Regions from separate parts of the Mus musculus genome. Here all the other regions are linked to region 1. Evidence: chromatin loops called from intact Hi-C (ENCODE). Cell type or tissue: heart. All regions are shown on one strand. Region 1 holds the start of Rprm (reprimo, TP53 dependent G2 arrest mediator candidate). Region 2 has its middle 100 kb from the start of Gm38481. Region 3 has its middle 56 kb from the start of Gm25898. Region 4 overlaps Arl6ip6 (ADP-ribosylation factor-like 6 interacting protein 6). Region 5 has its middle 16 kb from the start of Stam2. Region 6 has its middle 130 kb from the start of Gm38481. Region 7 has its middle 120 kb from the start of Gm38481.

Region 1 (4,000 bases):
GGGGGGAAAAAAGTGAAGCACCAGTCCATCTCGCAGCCAAATCATCATTTATTTCCCTGGAAATCAAGTTCTGTTATATGGGCATTTCCTAAACATTGCTATGCTACAGCCCCTAATACTTTCCACCAAACAGGTAAAGGGATGGGCTTTACTCTGCGGGGAAACTCTACACCGAAAATAGGAAAAAGAAACAAAAACATGACTCTAGGGATTGTTGTTTTTCTTCTTCTTTGGGGGGGAGGGGGCTGTTTTGTTTTGTTTGATAGAAAGAAAGAAAATTTCTAGTTAGCCCAGACTTCTTTAGTGCTAATAGGAAGTGACAGAGCAAGCTTTGTGCTAACTGGATTTGTAGTTCATTTCTATTTAACTACTCAATTTTACTGAACAAAATCCTAGGGCTGGGGAATCAAAGGAACAACACCATGGACCTGGGCTGTCTTATGAGGAGAGGCTTTGCCTTCTATGTCCGGGGTTTGTGTCAGTTACAGCTGAAAGAAAGAAAAGAAAATCTGTGCTCCCCAACTTCTTCTGATGATATTTTCTCAAATATGAGGTCTGGCTTTATGATCCATTAATAATAGATTTGACATATATATGAATTATATATAGAATTTATATATAGTATATGATTTTATATGTTGTATACAATATACTATACATATAAATGTATACATATATACATATACATATATACATATGTATATATATGTAAACTAGAGCAACTAAGCCACGGAAAGTATGGCTAAGTCCTGGGAGCCTGGTTCTTTGCTGTTCACACCTCTCTATTCTCAGTAATAAAAGAATCTAGACAGCTAGAAGAAACTGAAACTTCAAAAAAAAAAAAAAACTTGCCTAAAAGGCTCTCCTTTGTGCTTGAGGGATGGCAGCACGTTACAAGGATGCCAATAATGCCAGTACATTCAGAGGATCTGAATGTGGAATGAGTGATTCTTACAGAGGGAATTTAACAAGCAAGCATGGTGTAATTAGAAGGCTCTGTGCATGCCTATCATCACCAAAGTCAGGATTCTAAGGCTTTGATTGACCGATTCAAGGGACAGGAGAAAAGGGAAGGAGAAGAGAGGATCCTGTATCTTCTGGAGTCTAAAACAAAGTAGAAGTGGCCTGTGTGTAAGGCTCCTCTGGTAGCACTTATACCCAACAGCCACTATGGACTGAGTGTCTGCAGCTCCCCGAAATGCCTGCAGATTGCCTTGTGGTGAGGAAGGCAGGGTGGGTGGGAGCAACAGCTTCTGGAGGGAGGCGCCCAGCTGCTGGCCGACATTCTAGCTGATGGATGTAGATGAGCAATTCCCTTAAACCACTGATTTTCTGCCAAGGACAGAAAACACTGGAAGCTCATCCAAAAACTCCTCCGCAATTAAAGTGGCAATGAAGTGGTTGGTCACTCTGCCCACCTCCCTTAACAGAGAGGTGACCCTGTTCTTGGTAACCACCTCCACACACAAACCACAAAGAGAGCAAGCACCTCCTTAGACCTGCGCCTTGCCTGGGCCTCACAGCTCACTACAAACCCCGCTTTACTACACACGTAAGAGCTTTCCAAGTAGGGTGCGGACGTAGCTCTTTTATGATTTCTAAGGTTTTCCTCCATTCTCCCTTCCTTAAAACAACAATAACATCAGCAACACCCCCTACTTAAAAAAAAAAAAAAACGGGGGTGGGGGTGGGGAGAGAAGAAATTCCCAGTCTTCCCACCTGCCTTGTCTTCCAATACTCCACCAGAAAGCTTACAAGAACAGGCAGCAGCCAAACACAGGCAGCAGGCCAGTACCTTGACCAGCGCCATCTGGTACCTGTCCACCTTACATCTGCTCAGAGGTGATAGGGTGGCTTCGAAGGACACACTTAAGAGAGGGTGTGATCCGGGTCCTCTGCAACTTTCAGCCTTTCTCTCCAAGTTCTTTACTTGCTCTTCAGATCAGGAGTGCATAGTGAACCCTGCCTAGCCCTTGGAAATGCAGAAGGCACAAAGCCTGCTGCTAGGTTAGCTCCTATCTTAGCCGCCCCTCTAAGCCGAGCGGGCGCAGCAAGGCTCTATCACCAGCAGGGGCCGCTGTTCGCTTGGAGCAGGAGCCGGGCCACCGCCAAGGCCCGCGCCTCCCACGGCCCCTCCGGCCCAACCCGCCAAGTTCCAAGAGCTCCCAGTCGTGCGAGCGCCGGGAACGAGCACTGCCTGGGCAGAACACAGCGCACAGGAGCCAGCTTGCGGCGCGCCCTGAAGAGGTTCTTGAGACACTTACGGACCTGGGACTTTGAAAGGGAGACTGAGGAGCCCTGCGCGCACAAGTGATCAAGCCAGCGCTCCGCCGGGCACCTGTTCGTCCCGCGCTACAGCCACTCTGGTCCCCACCCCTCCGATCCTCGCCTTCCCGGCTCCCGCTTGCTCTCGTGATGAATTCAGTGCTGGGCAACCAGACCGACGTGGCTGGCCTGTTCCTGGTCAACAGTAGCGAGGCGCTGGAGCGCGCGGTGCGCTGCTGCACCCAGGCGTCGGTGGTGACCGACGATGGCTTCGCCGAGGGAGGCCCCGACGAGCGCAGCCTGTACATCATGCGTGTGGTGCAGATCGCAGTCATGTGTGTGCTCTCGCTCACTGTGGTTTTTGGCATCTTCTTCCTTGGCTGCAACCTGCTCATCAAGTCCGAAGGCATGATCAACTTCCTAGTGAAGGACCGGAGGCCGTCTAAAGAGGTGGAGGCAGTGGTCGTGGGACCCTACTGAGTGGCCCTCGGGTCCCCCTCGGCGGGTGCCTCCCTTCTGGCACCTCCAGTACTCCGCCAGCCGCGATGCACCCCTCACCATCACGGACCGAGCAACGCAAACCTGTCGGAGTCAGTTTTTTTCTCTTGACTTCTGCCTTTGGGGAAAAAGTGACCGATTTCTGATAGCTCTTCGAAAGGCCCCAAGCAAGACTGTACAGGAGGAGCGCCCAGACTTCGGGATACAGCAGCAGGTGGCAAAAGCAGGGCGCAGAACTTTGGGAGTGGCTGCTGGCGTGGGATACTGGGAGATGAACCAGGCGGCGAAGGCCCCTTTCCACCTGCAGGTGGGCTCAGCACTGGGGACAGCTTGAGAGGCCGAGCAAGGCGGGGTGTGGATGGGTGTGTATTCAGAGGCCCAGTGACCGGAAAAAGTGACTGTTTATTCGCCACGCTGCAGACCTAATTGGGAAGGAACATAGATGCGTGTGGGTTTTGCGACCTACTAAGAGAGTGAAACTTTGATCGATAGTAACCTGTGGTTTTAGGGGATTTGTGTTAGTTTGCTTGAATACAAATATTTGATAAGTCTTTTGTGTCCTAGTGGCCTGTTTGCCTGCCTGCGGGTTAGAGTTTTTTGTCATTCTGGGAGAACGGGTGGGGGGAGGGGAGTCTGAGACTGTGAATGGGGTAAGTGCTTTCTTTTAGTGCATTTCCAGCTGGGTCTTTATGGGAGGCTAGCGCTCCAGCTACGCCCGGGACAAAGATCCAGAGTAGAATTCTTAGCTCCTGTCTGCACGGTTTACGCCACAAAAGTGCTCTTGATATCCGTGACACCGTTTGACTCTTTTTCTTATTTAACATTTCCTTAATAAATGCAACATTTAAGTGTTTTGTTTCTGGCTTCCTGGTAGTCATTCTGTTCTCCTGGAGGAGGGGAAGGTCGGCTGCGCAGCTTCTGGGTCCCAGCCAGAAGGTTTCGCCTGGCCATAGCTGCGATTCTACTTCATAGATCCTTAGATCCATGGAGGGGAGGAGGGGCTGGACAGAGAGCCCAGGGATTTGTGACACACACGAAGCCCCAGGCATAAAAGCCATCTCGAAAACAGCGGCCTTTGTTTTCTCGCATATTTATGATTTAAAATTTCATTTCGTTTCGAATGTCAGGTAGGTTCTCGCGGGAAATTACACTTCCGTGCCAGGCTCCTCGGGGAACTCTAGGTTACCCCGCTAATGAAAGGAGGAGACAGCCAAGCCAGTCTTTAGGGAGAGCATCT
Region 2 (4,000 bases), 490 kb after region 1:
GAGGTGCAATGTGTGCTTTGAGCTTTACTAAAGTTTCTTTACTGAATGTGGCTGACCTTGCATTTGGCATAGATTTTCAGAATTAAGAGTTCATCTAGGTAGATCTTACCTTTGATGAGTATGAAATGTCCCTCCTTGTCTTTTTTAATACCTTTAGGTTGAAAGTCAATTTATTCGATATTAGAATGGCTGCTCCAGAGTGTTTCTTGGGACCATTTTCTTGGAAAATTGTTTTCCAGCCTTTTACTCTGAGGTAGTGTCTATCTTTGGCCCTGAGGTGGATTTTCTGTATGCAGCAAAATATTGGATGCTGTTTTCATAGCCAGTCTATTAGTCTATGTCTTTTTATTGGTGAATTGGGTCCATTGATATAAAGAGATATTAAGGAAAAGTAATTGTTGCTTACTGCTATTTTTGCTGTTAGAGTTGAGACTCTGTTCATGTGCCTTTCTTCTTTAAGGTTTGTTAAAGGTTACTTTCTTGCTTTTACTAGGGTGTAGTTTCCCTCCTTGTATTGGAGTTTTCCCTTTATTATCATTTGAAGGGCTGGATTCATGGAAAGATATTGTATAAATTGGTTTTGTCTTGGAATACTTTGGTTTCTCCATCTTTGGTAATTGAGAGTTTTGCTGAGTATAATAGCCTGGGCTGGCATTTGTGTTCGCTTAGGGTCTGTATAAAATCAGTCCAGGATCTTTTGGCTTTTATAGTCTCTGTTGAGAAGTCTGATGTCATTCTAATAGGTTTGCCTTTATATGTTACTTGACCTTTTTCCCTTACTGCTTTTAATATTCTATGGTGTTTTTAGTGCATTTGTTGTTCTGATTATTATGTGTTGGGAAGAATTTCTTTTCTGGTTCAGTCTATTTGGAGTTTTGTAGACTTCTTGTATGTTCATGGGCATCTCTTTCTTTAGGTTAGGAAATATTCTTCTATAATTTTGTTAAAGATATTTACTGGCCCTTTAATATTCATTCTCACCTATACTTATTATCCTTAGGTTTGGCCTTCTCATTGTGTGCTGGATTTCCTGGATGTTTTGAGTTAGGATCTTTTTGCATTTTGCATTTTCTTTCATTGTTGTGTCCATGTTCTCTATGGAATTGTCTGCGCCTGAGATTCTCTCTTCCATCTCTTGTATTCTGTTGCTGATGCTCGCATCTGTGGTTCCTGATTTCTTTTCTAGGATTTCTATCTCCAGAGTTGTCTCCCTTTATGATTTCTTTATTGTTTCTACTTCCATTTTTAGATCTTGGATGGTTTTGTTCAATTCCATCACCTGTTTGGTCGTGTTTTCCTGTAATTCTTTAAGGGGTTTTTTGTGTTTACTCTTTAAGGGCTTCTACCTGTTTCACTGTGTTCTCCTGCATTTCTTTAATGGAGTTATTAATGTCCAATATCCTCTACCAGAATCATGAGATATGGTTTTAAATCCAAATTTTGCTTTTCCTGTGAGTTGGGTTATCCAGGACTTGCTGTGGTGGGAGTACTGGGTTCTGATGATGCCAAGTTGTCTTGGCTTCTGTTGGTAAGATTTTGCATTTGCCTTTCTCCATCTGGTAATCTCTGGTGTTAGATGTTCTTGTTGTCTTTGCCTGGAGCTTGTTCTTCCTGTGAGTCTATGTCAGCACTCCTGGGATACCAGCTCTCTCCTGGCAAGACCAGTGCACAGAGGGCTGCAGAAGAGCCCCACCTCGTGGCTGCAGAAGTAGGCCCTTCAGACCCTATCCCATCTGTTCTGCTGCCTCTGCAGCCTATGCATTCCTCAGTGGACCTACCTTAGAGAGCCACTGGATAGAAAATGGTGATCTCACCTGAGTCCTGGGATCAGAGCACTCCCTGGAGGCAAGCTCTCCTCTGGCAGGGAAGGTGCACAGAAGGCTGAGGACCAACTCCACCTCTTGGCTGCAGATGTAGGCCCATAAGACCTTGTCCTAGCTGCTCTTCTGCTTCTGTGCCCTGAGCTCTCCTGAGTGGACCCACCTTAGAGAGACACTGGAGAGAAAATGATTAGATACTTACTGATGATCAGGGTGTTTCAAGTCCTTTGGTGCAATTTTGTTCTTCATCAGAATATCTCCACCCAGCAACCTGCAACCAAGAACTAACTAGCAAACAGCAGCAGCAGGGGCAGCCAGCAGGGGAGCAGCAGCCACCTCTCTCAGGGTTCTGACATTTTTACACCCTCTAAAGAGTCCCCAGATTTTCAAATATAAACGGTCTTCAGCAGGCAACATTCAAGCCTGCCAGAGCACAGAACAAATCACAGTTAGCTGCTATGGACAATCTGGAGCAGCCCCATTTTTCACACCAGAGATTAAAACAAAACATAGTGATGAAACATTTCTGTGGGTTTTTTTTTCTCCTTATACCCCATCTCCCATTTCCTCCTTCCCCTATTTTTGTGTTTTTAAACAAACCAAAATTCTCACTACAGCTATATAAGACATAGTTAATACAAAATTGGGGATAATTGATAACTGTTGAATGTTAATGACAAATTCTGAAGGATTTTTTTCATCTCAGTATTTCCATAGACTTGGTGTCCAAGTTAACTTTAATGGTCAGGACAGCCTAGCGTCACCTGAAAAGGGAGTCTGAATTAAAGGATTGCCTAGATGAGACTATTCTGTGGCCATGACTATGATTGACTGGTAATGGGTGGAAGAGATGCCACCCACTGTAGTAGATAGACTACACTCTCTGGACAGGGCATCTTGGGCTATGTAAGAAAGGTAGCTAAGTATGAACTGTTGGGCATGCCAGCAACACCACTCCTCTGGGGCTTTTTCTAAATTAATTATTTTAATTTTTATATCCCAAATGCTGCCCCCTATTCCTCCCAAGAGTCCAGGTTAGTTGACATTTTTGGTCTTCCTATGGGGTTGCCATACTTTTCAGCTCCTTCAATCCTTCCCCTAACTTCCATAGGGATCCTCAACCTCCTTTCAATGCTCGGCTATGAGTATCTGCATCTGTCTCAGGCAATTGCTGATAGAGCCTCTCAGAGGACAGCTATGCCAGGCACCTGTCTGTAAGCACAACATAACATTAGTAATAATGTCAGGAACTGGTGGCCACCAGTGGGATGGAGCAAGCTATGGAATCATGCCAGTAAGCATCTTTCCTCCATGGTCTCTGTTTCCATTCCTGTTACATCCCAGTCTTGAGTTCTTGCCCTAACTTCTCTTTATGGTGAAAGGTAACCTACAAGCCAAAACAAACAAACAAAAACTATTCTCCTCAAGTTGCTTTTGGTCATGGTCACAGCGATATAAAGGAAACAAAGGAAACTAGGATCGAATCAGAGACTACACAAAAGAGGTCACTGGTGAAGTCGCAGCTTTGGTTGCAATGGAGGCCCGAGGATATTGGTGAAGCCAGGATCATGGCATGTCCATCAAAACAGTTGTGGAGTGGAACCAGTGTAAGACTACAAGAGAAGCTGTGTGTGGTGCAGATGTCAGAGCTAGAGAAGCAGAAGTCCCCATGCCTTGTAGAATCCTGAGATGTCTTAGTAATAAATCCCACTGTGCTAAAGGATCCATATTTCAGTGCTGGGCTTTGATTTTGCTTTGGTCAGATTGTTTTTATGCCTAGGTTCTTCCCTTTTGGAATAAGAAGTATAAATTATTTATTATTTATTTATTTATACATTATTTTACAAAGGCCCATGTATAAAGGAATTTGAACTGTTTAAGAGACCTTGAACTTGTGAAGCATTGGAATGTTTTTAAAGCCTGATGGAATTTTAACATTGTGCTGTGCATCATGCTAACATATTAACATGAGACCTTAGGGATAAGGAATTGAACAGTTATTATTTAAAGTGATGGGTTTGCATGTTAAATTGACAAAGAGTGGAGTATTGCTAGTTAACTATCAACTTTACATAGCCTAGAGTAACCTGACAAGGGATTCTCAATTAAGAATTTTCCCTCTCCCTATTATTGAGCATTTCATCTAAGGTCTCTTACCTCCCAGGACTCTGGTGCATTCT
Region 3 (4,000 bases), 750 kb after region 1:
CAATATTCTCTGAAGCCTTCCTTGTCTTTGATTATGCTTTCAGTGGTGCATCTTGAAGTCAGAGTCATGCATATGTCAGGTAAGTACTCTACCATTAATCTACATCCGCAGCCTAATATTTATTTTCTACTTTGCTACCCTCTGCTTGCCTTTGGATCTTTGCCAAATATTAGGGATAGTGACTAAGTCCTTCAGACTCTGAATAAGTAGCTAATGTTATCTTGATGGCTTATAGGTTCTCTCACGTGTGTATGTGTGTGTGTGTGTGTGTGTGTGTGTGTGTGTGTGTGTGTGTGTGTCCAATGACATAATATCATAAATTGGGTAAGCTTTGAAGGAAAGTGCTATTCTTTTTTTTTTCAATTTTTTATTAGATATTTTCTTCATTTACATTTCAAATGCTATCCCGAAAGTTCCCTATGCCCTCCAACCACCCTGCTCCCCTACCCACCAACTCCCACTTCTTGGCCCTGGTGTTCCCCTGTACCGGGGCATATAAAGTTTGCAAGACCAAGGGGCCTCTCTTCCCAGTGATGGCCTAGGCCATCTTCTGCTACATATGCAGCTAGAGACATGAGCTCTGGGGTTACTGGGTAGTTCATATTGTTGTTCCACTTATAGGGTTGCAAATTCCTTCAGCTCCTTGGGTAAAAAGTGTTATTCTTGTACAGTTCTGGAGGTAGATTGTTAAACATTATATCTAGTAATTGCCTGTCTGGTGACAGAATCCTGAGGTAGTGTAGTACATCACTTAGCAGGGAGTGGCTGGGTTGGGGAGCAGGGGGAGGAGAGAGGAGATAGGGGATTTTCAGAGAGGAAACTAGGAAAGGGGATAACATTTGAAATGTAAACAAAGATAATATCTAATAAAAAAGAGGTGGGGAGTGCATTTATTGTATAACATAGTGTGACAGAGTCCTGATGTGGTACACGACATCACTTAGCAAAAGGTGGGGGGTACATGTGTTTGGGTACTTCTCTTTTGAGCACTCTCCCTTCATAAAGCCATCAGGATTCAATCATTCTATTGGCATTATACCATCCTCATATATTTGACTTCACAAAGACTCCAGGTCTAACATCATAGTCACATTAAGTTCCTACTCTCTTAATACTTAACAGTGGATGGTTAAACTAAATTCATGAAGTACTGGAGATGCCGAAGTCATACTCAAATCAAAGTAACAGTCATTTGTTACCACAAAACTCATTATCAAAGATGTGTACTTCTGCTTTGTTTTTGTTTCATAGTATTTCATTTTATTATTTTTTTAGATGTCTGTTTGAATTCTAATGAGAGGAAAAAGAAAAGCTATGGATTTGGGTAGGTGAGAAAGATCTGAGAAGAGTTGAGGGGAAACCATAATCAAAATATATTATATGAAAAATGTATTTTCAATTTAAAAATGTGTGTACTTGAGTGAAAGGGGAATTAATTAAATATAAACCTAATTAAATACCAGTATAAATGGTATGGGGATATTATAAACTTTACCACAGTGATACACAAATGAGTGTAGTCTGCAAATGCTGCATCCTATACCAGGCCTGTGGTAGCTGCTGTGCTATGCACAGAAACTTGAAGGGAACTGTGTGAGGGTATGCAATGGCCAGAGTCCTCCTCAGGCCTTTTTACTGGCTCTTTTCTCTGCTTAGCATGATTCTTCACACAGCCACAAGACTGACCTTCCCCTCTTGAATATTTGTTTAAATGCCTTCTCCATCCCCAGTCCTCTGACAATTCTGTTTTCCACAGGAACACCTTCAATCCCTCCTAGACACGCATGCTCAGTTCTCCCTACTTTTCCTGTATAAGCACCATACCCTCACTAAATTATCATCCGAGTTGCTTACCATTTCTTTGTTTATGAGGTGTCTTTTTCCCTCCACATGAAATTGCAATACACTCTCCAAAAAGCCATGGCAGGAATCGGGAGAGCTTCTACAAGTTTCCTTATCCTCTTAAGGTTGAATTCTTAATACTTAAAACAGCACCTTTCCATAAGAAAATAATAAATATTTATTTGCTGAAGAACTAAAGAGAAGGAGGGAGGTCTTCGACCTTGGAATTAGTTGACCCTGAGTTCACTTTCACCTGTCACTTTCTAGCTGAAATAGACATGGAGATGTGTCTCCAGAATCCCTTCAAGGAATGACATGCCGCCGCACTGTCACCCACTTCAGAGTTTGCCCCAGCTGCAGAGTCATTCAAGGACCTGCAAAGGTAGCCAAAAAACCAGTGACTGAGGCAGGAGCATAAATGTGCAGCAATTACGACCCTGAGCAACTCTGGTGTGACAACGTTGCTCTAAAGCTCCCCCTGGCGTTAGTCGTAGTTTAGTAGCAGGAATAATACATTTCACCTTTCTCTCTCTCTCTCTCTCTCTCTCTCTCTCTCTCTCTCTCTCTCTCTTTCTCTCTCTCTCTCTCTGTGTGTGTCTGTGTGTGTGTGTGTGTGTGTCTGTGTGTCTGTGTGTGTCTGTGTGTGTGTCTGTGTGTGTGTGTCTGTGTGTTTGTCTGTATGTGTGTCTGTGTCTCTCTGTCTGTTTGTCACTATCTCTGTCTCTCTCTCTCCCAAGCCAATCCTGATTCTTGTCTCCTCCACAATGTTAATAATTAATCCTCACTCGAGCCCCGAGGTACCTTGCCAGCGGAGTCTCGCCCAACACCCGCAAGGGCCCACACAGGATTCCCCACGGGATCCTAAGACCTCTGGTGAGTGGAACACAGCCCCTGCCCCAATCCAATCGCGCGCAGAACCTGAGACTGTGGTAAATAGGGAAGCGGAATACCCGGGCCAGACCTGGGGCACAAGTCCCTTCCAATCCACTCGAGCCCTGAGGTACCTTGCCAGCGGAGTCTCGCCCAACACCCGCAAGGGCCCAGACAGGATTCCCCACGGGATCCTAAGACCTCTGGTGAGTGGAACACAACTCCTGCCAGGACCAGATGGGTTTAGTGCAGAGTTCTATCAGACCTTCAAAGAAGATCTAATTCCAGTTCTGCACAAACTATTCCACAAAATAGAAGTAGAAGGTACTCTACCCAACTCATTCTATGAAGCCACAATTATTCTGATACCTAAACCACAGAAAGATCCAACAAAGATAGAGAACTTCAGACCAATTTTCCTTATGAATATCAATGCAAAAATACTCAATAAAATTCTCGCTAACTGAATCCAAGAACACATTAAAGCAATCATTCATCCAGACCAAGTAGGTTTTACTCCTGGGATGCAGGGATGATTTAATATACGGAGATCCATCAATGTAATCCATTATATAAACAAACTCAAAGACAAAAACCACATGATCATCTTGTTAGATGCAGAGAAAGCATTTGACAAGATCCAACACCCATTCATGATAAAAGTCTTGGAAAAATCAGGAATTCAAGGCCCATACCTAGACATGATAAAAGCAATCTACAGCAAACCAGTAGCCAACATCAAAGTAAATGGAGAGAAGCTGGAAGCAATCCCACTAAAATCAGGGACTAGACAAGGCTGCCCACTTTCTCCCTACCTTTTCAACATAGTACTTGAAGTATTAGCCAGAGCAATTCGACAACAAAAGGAGATCAAGGGGATACAAATTGGAAAAGAGGAAGTCAAAATATCTGGGTACTCATCCACATGGTGGCTCATAATTGTCTATATGAGCCCTCCCCAGGTGATCTAACACACAGAAGATCTACCAACACACATGTAAACAGAAAATTCATTCACATAAAATAAAGGTTAAAAAAACTTTAAATAATAGATACAATCTAACTAACTTGTGTCTAACTTAATAGAAAGCCATGGCATTTAGAGGCAAGTGGTTCTTACCTTCTGGAAACTGAAGTAGGCAGCAGGACACAGGGCAGAATGGGAACAAAGAACTTAAGGAGACCACCAAGATGCCAAAACAAATGTAAGTGCCTCAAAATAAACGTTAATTTCTCCAGGAACTACCTACTGCTGAGAAATGAGAGGAATGAGAAGTCCTATTTATGC
Region 4 (4,000 bases), 880 kb after region 1:
TTTATTATAGATAGGATTTTCAAAGTTAAATGGTTTTATATCTAGCACATAGAGTAACTGCAAGCTTACAGTTAGACCATTTACCACTAGATGGTGCCTATACAAAGGTAATGTAAAATATGTTGGGTTTAAGGAAAAAGTGTCACTGATTTGGAGAAAACAATGAATATGAGAACAGATGTTAAAAACAAAGTTGTTACTCTTATTTAGCAACACTGCAGAGGTAAAACTGACATTATTATAAAAGCTTAAAGTTAGATGTCAACAGAAAAACAATTAGTAAAACTATTACTTTATTTTATAATATAGAAGTCAGTGAGTTAATGAAGCAAAGGAAAAATAGATGATGCATGTTACATCTGAATGTACAAGTTGCTTCAGTTCTTGGGGCTTGTTTTCTTCATGTTATAAAATGGAACAACACTAATAATAACATTACAGGTGGCTTAGAGACTTGGCTCTTTTCCCTATGAACTTTATTTGGAGTCTCTAAGACATCTCTAGTATTAAAGTACTAGTTTAAAAATTGTACTTTTAGGAAGAATTCAACGTCAAGGTAGATATTCTACCTAACTTCTTCAATCACAAAGATTTAAATAAGATATCTGGTTCTGCCACTAGCCTATCCTGGAACAAGCCGCAAGATAACTTAACAGTCTGGGTTTTCCTTGTATACAGTAATTTTATATATAGATAGATGCCGCAATATTAAGTAATGACTATACATGCAATTTATGTGCTTGTTTGGAACTCACTCCTAAGACCCAATGAATGAGGGAAACAAGTTGGAGATGATCATGTGACATTGTGGGGGAAAACAGTAAATTATACAAGATTGTTATACTAAATTATAACCTAATAACAACTATGGAATGCTATGGATACTTCTCAAAATCTAAACTTCTGCTTTGTAATTTAACAATGCAAATTCCAAGTAGCTAAGACAAAGTTCTCCATATAATTATTTTATAAATCTAATAAAGGAAAGTTTTCACTTTTACATAAGACTTTGGGAATAAAAACAAAGAAAGGTACATTTTCAAAAAGGTACTAAATGAACTTTGACAGGAAGACGGTTCCGTGCACTTATAAACTTAACTAAATTAAAATGATACACCGGTGGAAGGCAAGATTGCTCAGCAAGTAAACAAAGTATGTGATCTGAAGCTATCTCAGTTTAATGGGTAAGCTTGGAAAAACTGACTTCAATCCCAAATGGTGGATTGAACCCACATAGTGGAAGGTGAGAACTGACTCCTTCAACTGACCTTGACAGGTTGTGCTATGGCATATGTACATGCAGCAATAGCAGCACATAAATACAGATGAATAAAATGTAATAAAAATTTGTTAAATATAAATAAGTAACAAGAAAAGCATTTCATTTTTAGTATCAATCTAAACTAGTTATTCAATACACTAGTTATTAGCTAATTTCACTAAATGGTTTACCTCATATTTACTAAATAGCAAGAAATGTTACTTTTTAATTTCATTGAGAATTTTGTTTCAGTAAAATGTGATTCATAAAGTGAATAAGTAAAAAAATAAATAATAATTTAAAAAGATAATAGCTTTGATTTTCTTCCCTTGAAATTATTCTTTTATTAAAACCCATGTTTTAGTCTATAGACTAACAAGACTGTTTAAATAAACCAATTACATTTATAAACTGGCTATCATGAAAAATAGTATACACATGGTGATCCCAACTCCTATTTCTAAAACAATCATAAAGAACAAAAGAATGGAAAAAACATACATTAAAATGTTGGCAGTAGCTTTCCCGATTTGTTATTTCCACTGTCTTAAAAAACACACACACACATGCCACAGTCCTATTTTTCTCTTTTTGAGACAAGGCCTCATATATCCCAGACTGGCTTCAAGCTTGCTATGCAGTCCAAGGATGGCCTTGAACTAGCAAGGATGACACAACACACGGACAACTAACTGCACACTGTACAGTGCCAGGGAGGAAACCCAGGGCCACATGCATATGAACCAAGCACTCCAGCAACTGAGCTACATTGCAAGGACACCTTAACAAAGAATCAGAAATATTTTTAAACAATCAAGAAACATGCTTATATTAACCTAATTTTAGGTAGTAAGATAACATGATATATTATAAAGTTATTTTTATTAAAACATTACATTTCTATCTGATTTCTAAGTAAATAGTCTAAAGATTATAACATTTTCACAAGAAAAAGTCTATTTTCCTGTGCAAGGACTCACTCTACTGGCTACACAGAGAAAATATTCGTAAGATCTTTATGAAGTAATTGTTTATTTTCATGAACACTAGAGGGCAATGTTTGCATTTTCAAACTGAATATCACTGTGTGTTTATGTGTATACTTAAATTCCGTATGAATAAACATAAAATAATTTGGTATTTTATATTTACTTGTAAAAATTAACACAAACACAGTATACTAAAATATATTTTATAAGTGCTTTAAGACTTCTAAAGACTAGATGACCAAGCACACAGAGTATGTGATGCAGCACTATCTGATTTTAATGGCTACTAAACATCTGACAATAGAGGTTCTTTATTTCTACTTACAATTTAATAAAAAGATTAATTTATTAAAACTTAGTACAATTAGTTAACCGATCTTTAGGAGAACACTAAAATTCTTTAACCTTCAAAACTCTAGTTGCCTGAACAGCTAGCATTCAGGGACGATGTCAAATAAAAATAATAGAAAATTAAGTATATCACATAAGATTTACAATCTCTATTAAAGGTACTGGGTGTTAATAGGTAGCAAAACAGTATAAATTAGAACTCTGTTATGTCTTTGCCAAATAAACTTTCTGAATGAATGCTACCCAAGTTATCCATATAGTATGGTATTCCAGTATAACTTTTCTTATATTTAATTGTGAATTAAGTATTTATCAACTTCAAACACAGATCCATAGGCATAGAATTTACATTTCAGATACACACGAGTATTTGTGAAACATTTAAAACATGCGACAAGGTAAATACTTTTTTTTATAAAATATGTATTTTCACATTTTGTTTCAAGTAAAAACAAAATTTTTAAGCACATATTTTGAGGGAGGAAAATATATGAAGTTTACTAATAATGAAAGTAATAACAACAACTATGTTAGTATTATAGTAATACTGATAGTTATCACTATTATGGCTTCCCCTTTACAGAGGCCCTGAAACAGACATTTTGCTTAAGAGGTAGAAACAGACATTTTGCTTAAGAGGTAGAGTTGGTAATAACAATAGTAACAACTGTCATAACTCACATAAATTTAACTGAAATTAATTTTCACATCTTCATTCTCCCTCCCAATTCCATTTGTAGAAAACTAGAAATCTCTGAAGTTTTTTGCAAATACTATTTAAGTCAGAAGTCTCTCAAGCACTAGACCATTGGCTACTGAGTTTCTGATACTCTTCGAAACACAAGAAAATACAGTGCAAAGAAATTCCACTACAAAAACACATCAACTCTAGTCTGGATCGCTACACTGGGCACCAAATATGCAAGTTAATTAAAACATGAGGTTCAAATCCTGAAAAAAGTCTAATTTGAGAAATAATTGTTGTTGAATCTGGCCACACACCTGACAAAAACTTTTCAAACTTTGCATTTTGACTTTGTAAACTCTTACACCTAAAAAGAAGTCATGAAATTTTCTTCTTTGATATGTGATTTTCAATTTTTAAAAATTACATTAACAAGATAGGAAACAAGATAGGAAATATCATTCTCCAATTACTTGAAGGTTGAGGCCTAGACACTTGAAAAAAATCTTGTGTTGGTTTGTCTTATATACTGAAATCTAGAGCTTCAACATATCCCAGTTATGCTTCTCATAACTTTAGTGTCTTTAACAGAACTGACATTAATGTACAATAATGTGCACACATACACAACACACACACACACACACACACACACACACACACACACCTCAAACAAACAAAATAAACCTAGAAACACTTACTTGAACCTAGCAG
Region 5 (4,000 bases), 1.3 Mb after region 1:
CAGAGAAACCCTGTCTCGAAAAAAAAAAAAAAAAACAAAACAAAACAAAAAAAAAAAAGAAGAAAAAAAAAGTCATCTCAGCTTTATTTGCCTTGACTAATTAGCCCTACTTGAAAGAATAACATGAAGCCAATGTTGGCATCTCACAAATGGCATAACTGAAAAAAATGTACCAACCAAAGGATAACTGTGAAAGTTTAGAAATTATCCTTCCTGCAGCTGGCTCAGTATTACAACTTGGTTAGAAACAGCTAGAAACAGTTTACAAGACTTTAAAACTAAGCAGGTATACTGAGGGATATCTAAAGAAAAAAAGAGGTTTTTTTTTGTTTGTTTGTTTGTTTTTTTGTTTTTCATTTGCTCAAATCCCAGATCCTTTTATAAATACAAATATAGAAACACCTTTTTCTGACAGGAGGCTAAAACATTAACAGATGTGCAGTATTTATATTCTTAATCATTTATCATTTAGCTGGCATACTGTATTTTAGTGTGTGTGTGTGTGTGTGTGAGATGTGAGGGCGTGAGTCACATTGCTTGTGTGAGGTCAGAAGAGAACTTTTGAGATTTGGTTGATTCCTTGCCTTCTAGGTTCTGGTGATGTAATCCAGGTTGTCAGGCTTGCAAGGCAAGCACCTTTATCCTCCGAGCCATCCCGCTGACTGGGATGTATGGGTCTATTCTCTAATAAGGGATAAGGCTGGAGTCTGTTAGTGTTCTAAATCAGTTTGAAAGGAAAGTTTCGTTTTGATTAAGTAGAAGATGTAGACTTACGATTAAATGTTAGTTTCCAAATAGTAATTAAGAAATAGATCAAAGCAGGGCGGTGGTGGCGCACGCCTTTAATCCCAGCACTCAGGAGGTGGAGGCAGGCGGATTTCTGAGTTCGAGGCCAGCCTGTTCTACAAAGTGAGTTCCAGGACAGCCAGGGCTATACAGAGAAACCCTGTCTTGGAACCCCCCCCCCCCAAAAAAAAAAACCTAAAAGAAAAAAAAGAAATGAAATAGATCAAGCCGGGCAGTGGTGGCACATGTCTTTAATCCCAGCACTCGGGAGGTGGAGGCAGGCGGATTTCTGAGTTCGAGACCAGCCTGGTCTACAGAGTGAGTTCTAGGACAGCCAGGGCTACACAGAGAAACTCTGTCTCGGAAAAAACAAAAAAGAAAGAAAGAAAGAGAGGAAGAGAGGAAGAGAAAAGAGAGAGAGAGAGAGAGAAAGGAAAGAAGGAAGGAAGGAAGGAAGATTGATTAAGGCTGAGAGCTGCACTAATTTATGTAACTTTAATGATATTCCTTTTCAGTGTTTAAGGCTCTGCCCTATCATTGGCAGTGGGGGTGTGATGTTTGCATACCATCCTGTATTATCTATGAAAATTTCACTCCATATACATAGTTAATATCTCCATATACATAAAGTTAATATCTTATATTATGGGAAACCGAGAACTCCAATCATCCTAAATTTTACAATCTGATTCTAGGAGCAGTAGAGATGGCTCAGAGGTTAAGAGCACTTTTTGCTCTGGGTTCAGTTCCCAGCACCCACATATCAGCTCACAGCTGTCTGTAATTTCAGTTGCAGAGGACCTGATACCCTTCTTGGCTACCCTGATCACCAGGCCTTCACATGTGCACACATATTCATGCAGGCAGCACACATACACATAAGATAAAAACTAAATCTTAAAAGGAAAAAAAAAAAAAGTGCTTGCTCATTTCGTGACTCGAAGGCTTTCACTGACGCCCCCTGCTGGACTTATCGAGGGCTTGGTGGCTCGCTGCTGAGATGTGTGCATGGGTTGTGTGGGCCCTCAGGAAGCACTGAAAGGCAGTCCTGATAGCAACGCAGAAGCAAGTCGGGAGGGCTGGACTGACTCGAATGATTGTTGAACGTGTTGCCAGCAGAAGTGTCAATCAGAAAGATGCCGGAGTGAACAGGGTTTTGGGAGTGAGAAGAGAGATCGGAGTTACCCAGCGTTATCAGGTAGGTCGAGCAGATACTTTGCAGAGGTATGCAGGAGACACCCACACAGGTTCCTCATTAAGTTCCAGACTCCACAGAGACCCCCAAGAAGGCAAGTGATGCCTACTGATGACATCAAAGCTCCCGGGGGAACCGTTATGTTCATAGCCATTCATTAGGCCACATTGATGTGCACATCCACGGAGTCCGACACATAAAATAGAATTATTATATCTGGCACACTGATGTACTATGGTTTGAATTTTTGATGGGTAAACAAAATTTATATCCTTTTAGGGTATTTTGCCCTTAAGATAAAAGTGAAAGGTATAAAGTAAAAAGTATACATATACCTTTTAGAAACACACACACACACACACACACACACACCATGCAGACTAGACTAGAGTTCTACACAGCCCAATGTCCCTAGTCTCAGACACTACTGAATTGGCAATTTCCCTTCATTACAAAGAACCAACTAACAAGAGTAAGAATAAAATTGTTCACTTGGGAGAATAAAGCCTAAGTTACATATGTATTAATAACATGATGGCTTAGGGGAAAAAATCACTTATGCCCGAGAAAAGGATTTTGGAATTTTGAAGTCAGTTTCGAGAACTTAAGTCTATACTTAGCACTATCAAAAAAATTACTAGGAACCAAAATGAGAAACATAATCCTACCTGATCTAAAACGACATCACAGCTCTTCCTAGGATGTTTCATGCAAAAATAGGGCTACACTAATTCTCCAAAAGGCTCAATAACAATAAAAATCTAACACAGGGAATCCAGGCTAGATGAGGGATAAATACCAGTGTTTTTTAATTTAGGTGCTGGGGGGTTAAACCCAGGGCCTCATGTGCTCTACCGCTGAACTACACTGCTTAGCCACCAACATTGAAAACATATACCTTCTTTATAAAGACTGAAAAACATGCTCTTACAAGGATGCAGGTGAACACAGATGTTGACTAAATTCTGAATTTAAAACGGTGCCTCAAAGCTAGAAGGGGAAATGCTGTTATGATCGAAAATTACCCTATAGCTTATGTAACTAAGGTTCAACATTATTTAGAGTGCTCCTTAAATCTTCAACGACGGTGTATGATAATGGTTCTTATCCATCTTTAAGGTCCCACCCCATAAACTGTTCTGCAGAGACCCATGGCCTTCCTTCTCTTTTTATTTATGTGTCTGTGTAAGTCTAGTTATTCCAGAATAGAAGCAGTATTTCGCTAGACATGGCACTAGTGTGTGCTTGGTGCAAGGCTGTGAACTCTTCATCATGGGGTTCTGGGAGTAGCAAGTGTTCTTAACCACTGAGCTATCTCCCCAGCCTCAGTTTCCTGGAGTTCTAGCACAATAGTCTTTATCACAATCGCTGACTTTCGCACATGAGATTAAGTCTAAACAAATACGTATTTTCTATATTAAAACTAAAACATTGGGCAGAAGATGATGATTGGGTGAATATTTTTTAGGAGCACAGCCCAATTCGTTGACATTCATTAGCAAAGTGACTTATTAGCAGCTACTTTTGCCACTCACTATAAATTATTTGAAATTTGTTATAGGTTGGCATATTACAATGGTGTATTACTCACCTGGTTTCGTAAGGTAGATAAAGTGATGTTGTTAATTTTGGCTAAATTAGGTCTAGCCTGAAATTTGTTTTACTGTTTCTTTGTTTTCTAGAGAAGCTGATTCTGGGGTGAGACAATGTTGCCACCCACTGGGCAGATTGTAGTATGACAGTGAACAAGACCAGTTTTAAATAAACTGTGAAGTAAAAATTAAGCTAGTCCATTTTATCGTTCTTTAATTTCACTGGCAGTAAAAACGTATTGAATTAAATCAACCAGCTCTTTCAGGAGTCCTGTGACAGGAGGTCTTTAGGACTTTAACAGTAAATTCCTTTAAAGCATAGAAAAGCCAGGCAGTGGTAGTGCGTACCTTTGCTCTAGCATTCTAGAAGCATAGGCAGGCAGAACTCTGAGTTCACGTCTAGCCTGGTCTACAGAGAGAGAGAGAG
Region 6 (4,000 bases), 520 kb after region 1:
TATGGGGAACTTACAAAAGAAATTAAAAAGCCTAAACAGTGACTTTTAACATAATTGAAAAGCTTTCTTTAAAATACAGGATTCATATTATCTAAGCTTTTCAAAAAGTGGGTTCACTTAGATATCAGTATTCCAAGGCCTACGTAACCCTCTCACCTTTACTACTTAAAAATGTAAGTGCTGTATATTGCAACTCTTTATAATGTGCAGTCTCTAATTTGAGTGGGATTATATCTTGCCGATACCTTCCATTAAGTGAGAGAGGATATTAATATAATTTGTCAGGGACGGCAGCCTGCCATGAACCTGGCTTCCTCCAGTTGCCCTGAAAATGACCTACCTCATCTCCCAAGCAGTGGCATCCTGCTGGGTCAGGAAAACACACATCTACCAAACTCAGTGCTGTGGTGGAAGCCACAATCTCTTAAAATTTGCTGTCATTTCATAAAAAATGATAGCAAGTGATGTCGGTATTAGAAACTCCCCCCAAATACTGTAATCTTATAAAATGTCAAAGAATGAAGTTCACTCTCCCTGCCTCCTCATATCCCAGGCAACCTGAGGAGGTTGATTTATGAGAATTAATGTGACTCCCTTTAGGCTCTGCTTAATACCCAGTGGCACTTTTGAGCTAATATATTTTATTTTATTTGCATTTACATAATATAATTTGATAGTCTCATATTGTGTAATCTCATTTCTCTCTGTTCATTTTTTTTTTCAGGAAAAGCAAATTGCTTGCAGCTTTTCAACAAAAGGACTGTATATGAACTATACCCAGATAAGTTGCAGAAAGCTGGTTGCTATTGCTACACAGAAAACCTGAGGTATATTTTTAAAAGGAATGTTGACAAGACAGGTTCCCAACCTGGGTCCATGATACTGGTTTCTTGAGTCTAAAAATCAGTGGGAGCCAATACTTCTGTTTAAAGAACTAGGGACAAATACTCCTTTCTATGCTTTTAAAAAAATGTATAATGCTTCAACATTTATAACCAAACTTATATGAATATATATGTGTGTGAGAGAGAGAGTTTGTGATAGATAGATAGATAGATAGATAGATAGATAGAGATATGATATATATATACATATGATATATATGTATATATATGTGTGTGTGTGAATGTACGAGTGTGGTATATGAGATAGATAGATAGATAGATAGATAGATAGATAGATAGATAGATAGATAGATAGATAGATAGATAGATAGATAGGGAGATAGGGAGATAGGGAGATAGGGAGATAGGGAGATAGGGAGATAGGGAGATAGAGAGATAGAGATATGATATATATGTATACATATGATATATATGTATATATATGTGTGTGTGTGCATGTATATGTGTGGTATATGAGATAGATAGATAGATAGATAGATAGATAGATAGATAGATAGATAGATAGGTAGGTAGATAGCCCTATCAACATTACTCATGGTTGACTCTGTCTTAGTTTCTGCCTAGAATATTATTCCCCTTAATGTAACTGAGTCTTTCCCTGTGTCTTATTTCGGTGACCATTGTTATGTTAGTGTAAACAAGGAGAGCCTGAAATATAATCAAAGCACACCCCCTGCAGGAAATTTTGGCAAGCTTCTTGTTGCTGGGGCAAAGTTCCACAGAGAGAATGTAAAACAGACAATAATGGAGCACTGGGGCTATAGTTGGTGGGAGAGTGATTCCATAGAATGCCTAGGATCCATCTCCAGTACTGCCACACTTGAGAAAGAGAGAGGGGGAAGGGGAGGGGAGGGACAAAATGGAGAAATGGGGAGAGGGCGTGAAATGAAGTAAAAAGAAGGGAAGGAGAGTGAGAGAAGGGGAAGGACTGACAGGGGATAGAAGGGAGGACAGAGCAGAAAAGGACAGGGAAGGGTGAGAAGGGCAGGGGAGGAGAGAAAAATAAACTGAAGGGAGGTAAAAGTGTATTGGAACATCACAGAGAACTAAGGAGTCATGTGTCTACTGTGCTCAGAAGTTGCACATTTTACTGTCAGACAGCTAAGACCCACTAAATGTTCTTTTTAAAACAATTAAAATAAGGTGTGAATTTTAAGAAGCTTTAAAATAAACATAGGTTTGACGACTGAAAAATCTTCATTTATTTGCCTCACTAAGGGATGTTGACTTGTTAGACCACAGCTTCAAAAATCAAAGCCAGAGACTCCACTGGGTAAACCAGACTCCCTGAATCACTGTATGGATGCTACCACCTTCTATTCTGGAAGTCTGGTCCAAGTAGCGATAACACAGAAGCTTGAGAGCTTGACTGAGCCTTGAAGAGTAACAGGAAAATCATGCCAAACTGAGAACCCCAGCATCATATCCCCAACACACATACCATCACGGACATCTGTCTTAGGAAGGGGCTAAGTCAGGGCAGCCTTCCTTTCCAGTACTAGAATCTTTCCAGTACTAGAATTCTGGAGAATAGTATTCAGTCCTTTATTATTAAATATTGGTGTGTGTTTAAATTCAATATAACTAATAGTCTGTTTAACAGCAAGCATACATTTAAAAACAACTATATATCTCATGCATAACTGGTCAAAATGCTGAGGGTACCTGAGTACTTGGCTGTAAATGGGACATCTGTATCAACGCCACTACCACAAAACCTCAAAGAACATTTAGCAAGAGGATGTAGCGAGAATTTAAGAGCCTAAGGATAGAAAGTAGTACAAGTTAATAATGGCAGAGAACTTTATGAGGTTGTCAAATGTCCACTCGAGCCAGACATGCCGTGAAGATACCCTCCTTCATTTCTCATGAAGTCACAAGAATTAGGGCTTCCACTCATTACTTTCTGTGTCCCGGTCTGAAGTAAAACCTCAGAAACCATGTGTAGCAGTTACTTTTCTCATCACTTTGACAAAAAAGCTAACTTACATAAGAAACGATTTGGGGAGACTTATTGAATATTCAGTACATATTTGCTTGATCCTGGGACTTTGGGCAGAACATCATGCTGTCAGAATATTCCTGTGGACAGGAAGTACAGGAGAGAAACAACATACTCCCTAGAATCCTACTTCCTCCGGCTAGATCCTACCATCTGGAATTTCAAAACCATACCATTATCTAAGAATCAAATATCTGATACATGAACCTATGAGGGACCTGCCAATGACCCCTCTGATCATGAGTACTTGAACACATCTGGAGGTTTTAATTTCTGTTCTCTCCAGGAAGCCCCACATAATCAATAGAGATTTTAAGACCCCACTTTCTTTTTTTCCTGGAGTTTCTTTGCTCTTGTGAAGTTTTATCGAGTTTGGGTGATGGAAACTGTCTTTGGCAGTTTTCATAATAGGTTTGTGGCATGCTTCATGTCCTGAGGACTTCAGTACTTTTGGGTTTGAATCCCATAAAAATGCTCAGATTCTTCAAACTCTAAAACATTTTGATCTCTCAAAACAATTGTTTTCCCCTTGCACATATAAACCATCCTGTAAAACTAAAATCTACCAAATAACTGATTCTCCTATTCTGCTGCTACCACAGCCTTCCCCCAGGGCAGTGCACAGCCCAGCTACTCTCTTATCCTTAATAAAAGAAATGGGGTACAGAGCTAAACAAAGAATTCTCAACTGAGGAATACCGAATGGTTGAGAAGCAACTGAGAAAAATGTTCAGCATCCTTAATCATCAGGAAAATGCAAATCAAAACAACCCTGAGATTCCACCTCACACCAGTCAGAATGGCTAAGATCAAAAATTCAGGTGACAGCAGATGCTGGCAAGGATGTGGAGAAAGAGGAACACTCCTCCATTGTTGGTGAGATTGCAAGCTGGTACAACCACTCTGGAAATCAGTCTGGAGGTTCCTCAAAAAACTAGAAATAGTACTACCAGAAGATCCAGCAATTCCTCTCCTGGGAATATACCCAGATGTTCCAACTTGTAATAAGGACACATGCTCCACTATGTTCATAGAAGCCTTATTTATAATAGCCAGAAGCTGGAAAGAACCCAGATGTCCCTCAACAGAGGAA
Region 7 (4,000 bases), 510 kb after region 1:
TAAACAGCAGAATTCACGAAATAAAAGATGAATTTGAAGGTTATGTCTATAATGAATCTCAGAGACACAAATAGATGAATAAAATAGAAGATCAAGATAAGAAAGAAATGGTAACTATGAGAGGCTCTAATTAAATTTCAAAATGACACGCGGTGCCTTTATACAGTATCAAGATCAATATATCATGACACACTTTTGAACCTTCGAACCGTTTTCTACTTCTTCAGCTTAAATTCCTTCTCTTTTATGGTGCCTTGCTCTACCTGCTTCTCTTATAAACTATTGTCCAATCCACTAATCACAATTTTGGAGCACATTCTATGTTGTAGATCCTAGGAAACTGGTTCAAGACTTGCTCATGAATTCATGTATTAGAAACATTGCATACACACCAGTCTCTCATTACTCAAGGCCTCTAAATATGACTTGCTGAAAGACTCAGAAGGGGAAAGGTCACTTATTCAGAATCCTTAATAGAATATTGAAAAAAACTCTCTCTCAGATGTTGAGAAATCCATAGACAGAATACATCAGGGAAGACAACTATAGAATATGACATTTTTAAGAGATAAGGCAACACAAACAGATTACATAAGAAAATTCCAGAGAAACTAAAATTTGTTACGGCTACATGGAACCATCTCTGAAGAAAATGAAATTAGAGAAATCAAAACTGTCTCATCATGTTGAAAAGATAAAAAATAAAACTGGAAGGTTAAAAGCCCTCACGCCACCATGAAGACTCTGCATGATAGTTGAGGAGCACTAATGATGAAGGCTCAGAAAAACGGGACAGTCTTGGTTAGAAAGAAAGAAACTCACGTGTGCTGATGAAGAAGGCTCACCACTTTCCAAGCAACATTATTTTGGGCACTCACTGAGCTTCGAAGTGTTGATACAGCTGGGCCCCATTTTGGAGGTGCCAGGAGGATCCTTTCCCTTTTCTTTCTCAGTTTCCAGAGGGCACCCACATAGCTGGCTTGTGGGCTCCCTCCCCACCTTCCAGGCTACACATTCCAACTACTCCCTGACCTTGGTCTTTCATTTCTGAACACATGATCGGTGAGAGTGGGCCTGCATGTTGTTAAACCAGGCTGTATTGTTAAGGTCAGCCAATTAGTATCCTCTTGCCCATTCACAACCTAAATGTCCCTTTGTCAGGTAAGATAATGTTCAGGTTTCAAAGATGAGAAAGCTGTGTATCTTGGCTTCCTGGAGCTCACTAAATTGTGTTTCAGAAGCCATGTTCACACCACACCTGTGATCTATTTATCTCATAAACAGCTGAGCCATTTCCTGCTCAGGCCTTCAATAACCAGTTTAAGATTATTTTCCTCCATGAAGGCTTTCTTCTCCATATATCCTATCTACCCGTTAATTACTTAGCTAAATTAAATATCTGCATAATTTCTAAGCAACCATTCTCTAATTTACTTTGTCACTTTTATAATTTTGTTCCACTTGTATTTTATCCCTAAATAAGCTTTAATATCTTTGAGAAAATATGCATTCGCAAAGCATTTATAATAATACAAGCAGTCATTAAAAAACAGTAGAGAGTATACAAAGCAAATGTAAAATAGAAACTACAGTATAATCTAGTTATTAAAGAGGCAGATAAATATGACTGAAATATTAATAACACTGTCTTATAATGGAGTTAAGGCTGTTGTCTCTCCCTAGAATGTTTGTTTTCTACCTCAGAGAGGTGTATCTTGTAAGACAGCATATAGCCCTCTGAACATCTGGGACTTTCCCTGCAGTTGCTCATAGACTCAAGAGTAAGGTTTTTTGCTCCCTTTTCTACCAAAGTTTCCTCCAAATGTTTTCTAAACTTTAATCCCCATACACCCGCCAAACACAGACACTATTGCATATGCCAGCAAGATTTTGATGAAGGGACTCTGGTATAGCTGTCTCGTATGAGGCTATGCCAGTGCCTGTCAAGTACAGAAGTGGATGCTCACAGTCAGCTATTGGATGGAACACAGGGCCCCCAATGGAGAAGCTAGAGAAAGTATCCAAGGAGCTAAAGGGATCTGCAACCCTATAGGTGGAACAACATTATGAACTAACCAGTACCCCGGAGCTCTTGTCTCTAGCTGCATATGTATCAAAAGATGGCCTAGTCAGCCATCACTGCAAAGAGAGGCCCATTGGACTTGCAAACTTTATATGCCCCAGTACAGGGGAACACCAGGGCCAAGAAGCGGGAATGGGTGGGTAGAGGAGCAGGGCAAGGGGAGGGTATAGGGGGGATAGCATTTGAAATTTGAAATGTATATAAAGAAAATATCTAATAAAAAACTGTGCTACAAAAAAAGTACACAAGGCAAAGCCCTACTGTACTCAGGGCTTAGCCTTCAGCCTTGAATCTGCTGAGCATGCGCCAACCCAAATAAAGCCACTCCCTAGGGGGGCAAAAAATCTTATAAAGGCAAGGGACCTAGCAATAGTAACTCACACCAATGAAGGACCTGAGCTAAGAGATAAATAGCCCAGCGTCACCATCCTAGAGTTCGTTTAGGACACAGTACGTGCGGCTCCTCACAAGGATCCATCCCCTTTGCCCTCAGCCCAATGTCCACAGGAGTAGCCCATTCCTCAAGCACATCTTGTTGGTTGTCCTTCCCTGTTTAGCTTTCCTCATTGTATCGCCTTTGCTTCCTGGAATCACTTCCGATGTAAATTGATTATTTTAGGGAAATGGATCATATGTGGCCTTGGCAGAAGAAAAAAAAAAGAAATCTTGTTTGTTTGTTTGTTTTCCACATAAAAGTGAAAGTTGAATCACAAATTGAGAGTTCTTATAGATACCTTGTGATCCTTCAGGACACAACAGTTTAGTGTTCTATGTGAGGAGCTAATGTAGGCTATTACATTTTTCTCTTTTTAGCTGACATAAGACTATTTCTCATCACCTCCCCTTCAGCCTCAGCCCCCTCACAACAGCTAAAAATATAGAGAATCACTGGTAGCGGTTTAATTTTAGACTTAAAAGTGGTGCTGCAGTTATCTGGGTGCTTTGCTTCAGTGTGTAAAATAAGAAGCATGGGAATGGCCACTGATTCTTTTTGTTCTTGGCACTGTGTGGCTTTTTGGCTTGACCTTTGAATCCATCAGACCATGAATTATCTTGCTTTGTGTGCTTTGTGTTCATGAGCTCCACACCCACACATTGGTCATGGTGTCTACATTGGGAGGAACCAAAACTAAGACAGGCATACATCACTTCTATAATGTCAACTAGTCATGTAACATCATCAGCAAGAGTAAGATACAATAATAGTATTAAGAATTACCACTAATAATTTTTGTTAGTAAAAATATTCTATTATTATTACTAGTAAAAATAATTCTTCTTATTATTAAATAAGATAATAATTCTAATTATCATGAACAATAGTAAACTGATCATGATATGGGAAAATATAATCTTTTAAATTTTATCATATATAATGTACCTGCATGCAATTATGTGTACCACATATGTGCAAGTACACACAATGACCAGAGAGACCCCCTGAAGCTGGAGTTATAGGGTTATTGCCAATTGTCAGCTATAATGTGGGTTCTAGGAACTGAACTCAGATCATCAGCAAAAGCAACAGTGCTCTATAGAAGTTAAGCCCTAGTTCTTTCTCCCAACCCCATGCTCTCAGAAATAAGACTCAGACCCAAATTATATTTACAAATACTTTGGCCATATAGCTAGGCTCTACTCTGACCATATCATAATTAAAGATGACCCACTTCACACTCTGCCATGTGACTGGTTACCTGTACTCAGATACCACATGTTCATCTCCTCACAACTTTTCAGCCATTCTCCCGCCTGGCCCTACCTCAGAATTCTTTCTCCTCCCAGATGGCCCTCCTCTATTTCTTGCCCAGTCCATGGGTCATAGACTTTTTAATGACAGGTGATGATGCATTCATACTCTACACAAGATATTCTCTCTACAGTGCTCATAAACGCTGAGCCATCTCTCAGGTCCTA

What was found. A loop is a pair of places that touch in the nucleus more often than their neighbours do. Peaks named below come from ENCODE experiments on the same cell type or tissue, not always from the same donor. Only the 100,000 strongest peaks of a DNase experiment are listed, where the experiment ranks them.
Region 2: it touches region 1 in a loop (4-fold over the local background); 3 of 42 quality-filtered maps call a loop at or near these places.
Region 3: a loop joins it to region 1, with 10 times the contacts of the local background. A loop is called at or near these places in 18 of 42 quality-filtered maps.
Region 4: it touches region 1 in a loop (4-fold over the local background); 11 of 42 quality-filtered maps call a loop at or near these places.
Region 5: it touches region 1 in a loop (6-fold over the local background); 3 of 42 quality-filtered maps call a loop at or near these places.
Region 6: a loop joins it to region 1, with 3.0 times the contacts of the local background. A loop is called at or near these places in 8 of 42 quality-filtered maps.
Region 7: it touches region 1 in a loop (2.2-fold over the local background); 8 of 42 quality-filtered maps call a loop at or near these places.

Annotation. Positions count from the first base shown.
Region 1 is chr2:54,083,720-54,087,719 of GRCm38, reverse strand. Rprm (reprimo, TP53 dependent G2 arrest mediator candidate) reads left to right here and starts at 2,168. Exons shown (of 1, transcript NM_023396.5): 1 at 2,168-3,627. The coding sequence starts at 2,416. The coding sequence ends at 2,745. In heart, a CTCF peak has its summit at 2,071 (motif pointing right); a DNase peak (open chromatin) is centred at 2,099; H3K4me3 peaks cover 2,027 bases; H3K27ac peaks cover 472 bases; H3K27me3 peaks cover 1,749 bases.
Region 2 is chr2:53,590,615-53,594,614 of GRCm38, reverse strand. No RefSeq gene overlaps it. Among named protein-coding and RNA genes, the nearest start is that of Gm38481, 100 kb to the left of the region's middle. In heart, a CTCF peak has its summit at 1,690; no DNase peak of the experiment used is centred here.
Region 3 is chr2:53,329,155-53,333,154 of GRCm38, reverse strand. No RefSeq gene overlaps it. Among named protein-coding and RNA genes, the nearest start is that of Gm25898, 56 kb to the right of the region's middle. In heart, a CTCF peak has its summit at 2,302; no DNase peak of the experiment used is centred here.
Region 4 is chr2:53,203,039-53,207,038 of GRCm38, reverse strand. It overlaps Arl6ip6 (ADP-ribosylation factor-like 6 interacting protein 6), which reads right to left. Exons shown (of 4, transcript NM_022989.4): 3 at 3,988-4,000. Among named protein-coding and RNA genes, the nearest start is that of Arl6ip6, 13 kb to the right of the region's middle. In heart, CTCF peaks have their summits at 76 (motif pointing right) and 2,303 (motif pointing right); no DNase peak of the experiment used is centred here.
Region 5 is chr2:52,756,580-52,760,579 of GRCm38, reverse strand. No RefSeq gene overlaps it. Among named protein-coding and RNA genes, the nearest start is that of Stam2, 16 kb to the right of the region's middle. In heart, a CTCF peak has its summit at 1,747 (motif pointing left); no DNase peak of the experiment used is centred here.
Region 6 is chr2:53,565,767-53,569,766 of GRCm38, reverse strand. No RefSeq gene overlaps it. Among named protein-coding and RNA genes, the nearest start is that of Gm38481, 130 kb to the left of the region's middle. In heart, a CTCF peak has its summit at 1,581; no DNase peak of the experiment used is centred here.
Region 7 is chr2:53,573,163-53,577,162 of GRCm38, reverse strand. No RefSeq gene overlaps it. Among named protein-coding and RNA genes, the nearest start is that of Gm38481, 120 kb to the left of the region's middle. In heart, no CTCF peak of the experiment used is centred here; no DNase peak of the experiment used is centred here.